Regions from separate parts of the Homo sapiens genome. Here region 1 is linked to region 2. The links are chromatin loops, found by intact Hi-C in ENCODE. Cell type or tissue: PC-3. All regions are shown on one strand.

Region 1 (4,000 bases), 390 kb before region 2:
TGGCTGGGAGACACAGACATCCCTCCTCTTGAGCCGCTGGGATACCTATTCTCCCACAGAGCATTTCAGTGCCTCCTTTACAACACACAAAATGCTCCATGGGCCAAAAGGTTCGAATGAATCAGCATATTCCAGCTCAGTGACAGGACACGGTTCACCCCAAGTGCCCGGAAACATTTTCTGCATAATTTGGGATTCCAGTTAGGGATGCAGCAGGCTCTGGGATCGGGATCCTGCAGCCAGCTGGATGTCAGGATTAGGTGTTCTTTGCTGATTAATGAAACCATGAAGAGGTAAGCTGGGCATGGTGGCTCATGTCTGTAATCCCAGCACTTTGGGAGGCTGAGGCAGGTGAGTCACCAGAGGTCAGGAGTTCGAGACTAGCCTGGCCAATGTGGTGAAACCCTGTCTCTATTAAAAATACAAAAATTAGCCAGGCATGGTGGCGTGCACCTGTAATGCCAGCTACTGAGGGGGCTGAAGCAAGAGAATCACCGGAATCTGGGAGGTGGAGGTTGCAGTGAGCTGAGATCGTGCCATTGCACTCCAGCCTGGGCGACAGAGTGAGACTCTGTCTCAAAAGAAAAAGAAGAAGAAAAAAAAAAACATTAAGAGGGTTCTTTCTTTCTGGATTACATGGATTGGAGGAGGTGGGGACCCCAAAAACGAATAATCACTACAAATTAAGGTAGGTAGGATGAAGGGAAAATGGGTGTCAGTGATTCATCAGCACACTGATGGAACTACCATATGAAAAGGTAGACAAGATCCAGCCCAGATTTGCTGCTTCAGTGAAGTAGTTTGGCTATACCCAAACCATAGAAATAGAAATATAAAATAAAAATAACTAACATTTATGAAGCGCTTGCTATGTGTCAAACACTATTCTAACTACTTTCTACATATTACTTCATTTTAGTTCCCACAAATATCCTTGTGGTAGGTATCATTATTAGCCACATTTTACAGTGAGGAAAACAGAGTCTAGAGTGGTGAAGGATCTTGCTCAGATGGAATTTGAATCCAGGCAGCCATAAGTCCTAACTGCCCTGTTCTGCCTCTGGTCTCTGTCTGGGCTCCAAATTCATGACAGCAACTGCAGCTTGCATTTCCATGGGAATATTTATTGTTTCCCCAGCTAGACCGTAAGCCCTCTGCCTTCTGGGACCATAGCTTAAATTGGCCTGTCCATTGCCTACAACCCTGGATGCTCATGAAATTCAATAAATATTTGGTGGTTGGCTGCATTTAGGGTAACTTTAGGGCTATGCATAAATCCTAAGCCTCCTCAAAATGTTGGATTTCTAGAGTGAGGTGCAGATGGAAGAGAGGTAAAAGAGGTTTCTAGGCATAATCTTGTTCATTTACAACATTATAAAGAACTTGATCATTTAAAAATTAACAACATCATGTAAATCAGATCTTACTGTGTTGCAGCTTACCAAAAAGAAAAACACTCTAACAGGAAGTATTTCTTGCAGGAGATGTGTCACTATGTCTGCATACGCAAACAGTACACAGCTGGGGAGACATTAAAATCTAGAAAACTCCACTCCCTTTTCCAACAAACAGATAAGTAAATAATAGATGACTAATGCATACATAACACAGAAATCATAAGTGATAATAGAAAAATTATAAAAACAGGCCAACTATCATAACATACAGATCATGGAAGGAAGGAAGAAAAGTTAGTTGGAATGTCCAGACATACTGACAAGTGAAGTTGGCCCTGACCACATGAATAAGTTGCACCTTTTTGGAGAAAAGAAAATGGTATTCTGGGGAACACTGGTCTGGCATAAGTCATGGTACCTGTTCTGTTTATCTAAATTGGGTTGAAATTGTTCACTAGTGGCATGACCTTGGAGAGTCATTTCACCTCTCTGGGCAAAATGCACTTAATAATATGGAGATTACTTTGGGAGGCCGAGGCAGGCAGATCACCTGAGGTCGGGAGTTCAAGACCAGCCTGACCAACAGGGAGAAACTCCTTCTCTACTAAAAATACAAAATTAGCTGAGCATAGTGGTGCATGCCTGTAATCCCAGCTACTTGGGAGGCTGAGGCAGGAGAATCACTTGAACCCAGGAGGCGGAGGTTGCAGTGAGCTGAGAGCATGCCATTACACTCCAGCCTCGGCAACAAGATAGAAACTCTGTCTCAAAAATAAATAAATAAATAAAACAATAATAATAATAATAATACAGAGATTAAGAGCATTGTTTTCAATGAAATGGCTTCTGTTTCTTTTCAGCAATGCAACAGGAAGTATGTTACTTATCTATTCTGTACCTCAGCTTCCTCTTATATAATGCGTGGATTATAGTTGTTCTACATTATAAAGTTGTTGGGAGGATTAAATGAACTAATTTCATGTAAAGCCTTTGCAACAGTGATGGATCTCGGTACTTAATAAATGTTAGCTATTATAATATACAAAATGCAAAAATAGTGAGAACATTTCATGTGTTCTATAAACATAAGAGATCATTTTGGCCAGAAGATGCAGGAAATCTTCGAACTAAGCTATGTGCCTGCAAGCAGAAAAAAGCAATCTTTTCTGGTTGACATTAACACATGCTTCTTTAGTCTAAAGCTAAGTTTGTTGTCATCACCTAGTGATGGCAACGCTATTATTATTGATATTTTCCTTGATCCTGGCACTGTGCTAAGGAGTAACTCATTCTATCCTCGTACACACAAAGCAATTTTCATGAAATAGAAACTACCATTATCCCCATTTTACAGACTAGGAAACTAACACTCCAAGAGGTTAAATGACTTCCCAAGAAAGAGAAAGTGGCAGAATTAAAGAGTCTGAAGCCCAGGCTGTGTTCTAGAGTCTAACTTTTTTCTTTAATGTACAAAACATAAGTACTTGGCTGACCCTTAAGAGATACAAATCTATGATTTCTATTTAGGAGAGATTTCCAATGTATTAGGTCCGTTAGGAAATTACATTCTAATTTTCTAGGTATAAAGAAATAAGGATTACTGTATCATTTCTGGGGGCCTCTCCCAAAAATGACTAAAGTTTGAATGAAGCTGGGATTTCAGGAGGAAATATTCCTTCAAAGCACTCCCATGGGACCCAGCACATGTTTCTTCCAGAAGGACCGTGTGGACAGCTCAGAAGGGGAAGTTGCCTGGCCAGGGCTCCAACCCCAAGACCCTGGATCAAGGCTGGACATCTGTGCATTCACCTGCCCATTATTTAGTCCTCTTTCTGGTAACAACTTCTAGATTTTCCTTTGAAGAACTACTCTCTCTGCTTCTTTCCTTATTCCCTGACTTTGTGGTTTTGGTAGAACTGACCCAGTTCCAAAGGCGGGTCATGAAATCCAAGCCTGACTTAATAGCACATTTCATTTGGCTGGCCGCAGAGGTCCATGGATGGGCATGTAGCTCAGGCCAGACCTTTGAAGAGTGGCCTCAGGATTTTTTCTGTACCTATAGGAAAAGAAGCCTTTTCATTCTATTGTGGTTGAAAATACAACAAGGAATATATCTGCAACTTCTAGAGCCCATTTTCCCCACTAAGAGAGCATCTGCCTGAGAATCAAGTAAATAGAAAAAGCAGAGAGAGACACACACACAGATTCCCTACATTGCTATTTGAGCACCTAGATACATCCATGCCTGAAGCCACACCTCAGGGCTCTTTCAGTTATCTGTGCCAATACATTCTCTTTTTGCTTGGGCAAGTTTGAGTTAGTGTTTGCTCTTTCCCTTCCACTTCAGAGAATTCTGATTTTGTCTTTTTAACTTCTCCCCTTATTCTGCCCTCTAGGGATATTTCTATCTTTGCCAGACAATGCTTGGTTTTTTGATATAAAACAAGAACAATAGGTAGAGGGAGATAAAACTAGACACCAGTATAAGTTGAAGGGCTTTCCATGAAAGAATTTAAAACAAATAAAATAAGCCAAAGGAAAGCAGGGAGAAAGAAAAGAGAAGAACCAAAAAGATGCTGTTTTAAAGGAACTGATCGGCAGGA
Region 2 (4,000 bases):
CTGCAGTTTTATTTAAAATTTTAGACAAAATTTAAATCATGTATATAAATACAAAGATGAACATTGGTTCTTTAAACACTGACAAAATCCTGAAACAATATAATGTATATATTTTAAGCCACATTTCCTATTTTTACAACATAGTTTACAACCTTCCCATTTTTACAACATAGTCTAAAACTAAGTTTATAAAAAAAAGTACATAGGAAAATATGATTGAAGCATTCTCAAATACATGGCTCTGAGGGTAGATTACTTGTTTTTTATCATTTAATCCATATACAATGCAGCAAATAGATACATTAATTATAACATTTTCCTTCAATTAATAGTTTATTCACTGTCATAGAAGCTCCATGAAGGGGCATCACTTAAGAAGCTCTCCAGGTTAGAGTCAAGCAAATTCTGAACACTTGGTCAAAGGCACATGAAAATGCCAGGTCCTGGCACAATGAGTAAATAACCCAGAAGGTGATATATGTCAGATCAAGACAATCTTAAGCACCATAGTAACTTTTGAGGCAAGTGGCACCGTACTCTTATTAAAGACAAGTCTTTACTGTTGAGGGCACTGGGTCTCTGGAGTAGATTTAGAAGACACATATAGAATAGGGTGTAATTTCTTACAAGTTTCTTTTTCCAATTTGCTTGAAGTTTCTTTTCCTTCTTTAACTTCTGTTTGAAGCTTTGATTCAGCAGCTAACCTACAGGCATTAAAGCATCCACTCTGAATTCAAATGTGGTTATGAAGGATTGAAGAAACAAACCCCCAGTATAATGGGCCTCCAATAAGGCATGGTATTCAAGGAAAAAAAATATAGTTGACTCTAATACTGTAAGAATATTAAGTCACTGGCTGTCTAAAAGTCTTTTTATATCAATAGGCTCAATTATTGTTATTATTACTTTTTGAGACAGAGTCTCACTCTGTCACCAGGCTGGAGCGCAGTGGCATGATCTCGGCTCACTGCAACCTCCGCCTCCCGGGTTCAAGCGATTCTCCTGCCTCAGCCACCGGAGTAGCTGGGACTATAGGTGCGCACCCCCACATGCAGCTAATTTTCGTATTTTTAGTAGAGACAGGGTTTCACCACGTTGGTCAGGATGGTCTTGATCTCTTGACCTCGTGATCCACCTGCCTCAGCCTCCCAAAGTGCCGGGATTACAGGTGTGAGGCACCACGCTGGGCCAATTATTTTTTAAGTCTAAAGAATATCTTTAAAAAGTCATGGCAAGCCCTAAATTAAAGAAAATATGACAGGGCACCTATCATGATAAGCACACCTAACACAAAAACTGAAATGTTACAGCAATATTTTAATGTTAACATGACATACAAAAGGCAAGACAAAAATAACATGGAATCTTGGGCTGCATGAATAGATGTCTATTTGTTTCATATTAAAAAATTGAGTTTCAACTAGTAGAATAAAGAAAAGATAAACAGTAGAGAGATTCTTAAAGGCCTGTAAAGATTCTCGGTAACAAGAACACCAATTAGTTTTGTAAAGCATGCAATAGTGAAGTTCCCAATAAAAGCCATATTTATTGTTCCAAAATTATCTTAGGATTGTGTATCTAAGTTAAACAGGCAGAAAACAAAGAGTCGGAAACATTTTAAGTTAGCAGATGGACTCACACACACACACACACACACAAATGTTTTGTGGTATTTTATTTTTTGTTTAACGAACAAGACAAAAAGTTTCCAACGTGCTACTTGAGTCAATTAGCCACATACATTTGCTTAAGTGATTTTTTATCAAGCAAAAAAAGGCAGAAAAAGGAATGAAGACAATACAGATAGCAAGGCTGGCACTTATCAATTCTGGAAATCCACCTCCAGAAATATACACTGGTCAAGGATGTTTATACAATGCATCACATATAAACAGGCATAATCTGCTGGATTCATTTCAGAACTCTTTGAAACCATGGGTATGTGGCAGATACTCATTTGAAGTTACTTTTTCCTTAAGAATGGTAAGCTTTTATTTTATGTGACTCAGAGGTTATAACATTCTATAAAAATCCAAGGAGGGAGTAATAAAATTACTATGCCTTATAATAATAGCAGCTAACATTGTTAAAGTGCTTTTACTGTTGAATATTACATTTAGTAGCACTGAAGACTTGGAGAGAAATCAGATAAAACATATAAGCCCTTTTAAACAGGGCTGTCTTACTCTCTCTACTCAAATGCACATTAGTAAAATGTCTTATTAATCTGTCTCCACTCTCTAAGACTAAGGTAGCCCTAGTAGCACCTTCAACATCTCATTTCATAGGAGATAATCTAGGCTAGTTATTGGCACATCTTTTTGAATGTCTAGATATTTGTTTTAAATGCCTCTAACAATCCCATTGCATGCAGACATCCTTCATCTTTCTTTTACTTTCTTCAATTTCCTCATTCACTTCTCCTGCTGCGCACATCCAGAACTCGAGCCTCAGCCACTGCTACTTACCTTTCCCTTCCATTCACTTTCTCTTACCTTCTGACCTCAATTATTTTTATTAAGACAAAGCCCTTGGGACATTAATTCCTTCAGACACACATATCTGACGCTATTTCTTTTAGTCACAAACTCAATTATGCAGAAACTAGAGGCTTTCAAGTTTTGGAAACAATGAAAATGAGTTAGCTTTGATATGTAAAAATGTCAAAATAAGTATTGAAGCCCATTTTTGAATGCCTAGGATAAGCAATTCAAAAGACATAAAAAATTCACCTAAGTTTCCTAGAAGGCTGAAATTTCTTAGACTACTGGAAAGCCCTTTGAGAAAGTAAGTTAATTTTTCTTTCATGGCCATGCTTGAACCAGGAGAAAAATAACAGTACATGTATTCAAACTGATAAAACATTCAGAGATGTGTTAAACTGTGATATTCCCTTTCATGAAACAGAAACGTGTAACTTTTTAATGTGATTGCCTTATTCAAGAGTCCTTTCCCTTTGCAATCAGTTTAGTCTTTCTTAAAGTTCTGGAAAAGTTGAAGGTAGGTAGATGAAACTGAGGAATTATACTGCATGCAATTGTAAGAAAGTAGATAAAGAAACAGACAGCACAGTTCATGCAGCGAGAGAGGAGAGATGGAGAGGTCTGCTGGCTGCCTGGAGGAAAAGAGGACACTGACCTGGGAGAGTTAGGGGTGTTTCCACTTCTTTCACTTAAGGCCTCAGCGTCAGCGGGAACTCCTATGAGTTTCACACATTTCTTTTCCTTCTTCAGCTGCATATCCACGGGCAGATTTTTGTGAGGAGAGAGACTGACTACTGGTGTGTATATAGAAACTGATTTTTCTAATTGCAAGTTGTTATCTTCTAAACTGTTAGGGCAGGACTGTGTCTCCTCTTTCTGAGGCGGTAATCGATAAACTTCTCCCCCGAGAGCACTGTTGTTGACACATGCATCTTTAGCGGTGGTTATATCCACAGGGAGCACCTCACGCCTCTTTTTCAGTACAGGCACTTCAACTGTCTCTGAGAATAAAAACGAGTGGGGAAAAGAAAAAATCTAAGAAAACAAAGACACAATCAACACAAGAAGCCAGAACTAGTTATATGTATACCTTTTTCCATTCTTTTAAAATGCAACCATCTCCTCACTGAAATGCATCCTTTGTTTCTACCTTTTATTCTTTATCATGGAATCTATATAAACTATATATTTTAAAGTTTATTTGGCTATATATTTTTCCTTGGGAATTCAATATTTTGACTTTAGGCATGAATGCTTCACTGTTCTCTCTTGGTGTTTTGAAAAAGGTGGTTCATAAGATCTCAGTGTGGAGATGAAGAGACAGCGGCAGAGTCCAGGTTCGAATCCTAATCCTCGTATGTGACAGCCATGTCTTTGGGGAATTATTTAACCTCTCTGAGCTTCATTTTATCTGTAAAATGGGGATTAAAAGCACCCACTTCACTTGGTATTGTGTATTAGAAGGATTAAATGACAAGAATAGGCCAAACTTTCTGAATATTGGTAATATATGCCTG

Evidence for each region. Peaks named below come from ENCODE experiments on the same cell type or tissue, not always from the same donor. Only the 100,000 strongest peaks of a DNase experiment are listed, where the experiment ranks them.
Region 1: it touches region 2 in a loop (13-fold over the local background); 1 of 110 quality-filtered maps calls a loop at or near these places.

What each region holds. Positions count from the first base shown.
Region 1 is chr5:169,986,695-169,990,694 of GRCh38, reverse strand. All of the region lies in intron 29 of DOCK2 (dedicator of cytokinesis 2), which reads right to left. Among named protein-coding and RNA genes, the nearest start is that of INSYN2B, 8.2 kb to the right of the region's middle. In PC-3, no CTCF peak of the experiment used is centred here; a DNase peak (open chromatin) is centred at 1,514; H3K27ac peaks cover 979 bases.
Region 2 is chr5:169,600,764-169,604,763 of GRCh38, reverse strand. SPDL1 (spindle apparatus coiled-coil protein 1) reads right to left here. Exons shown (of 12, transcript NM_017785.5): 11 at 3,139-3,484; 12 at 1-704. The coding sequence ends at 557. Among named protein-coding and RNA genes, the nearest start is that of SPDL1, 19 kb to the right of the region's middle. In PC-3, no CTCF peak of the experiment used is centred here; a DNase peak (open chromatin) is centred at 1,933; H3K27ac peaks cover 2,115 bases.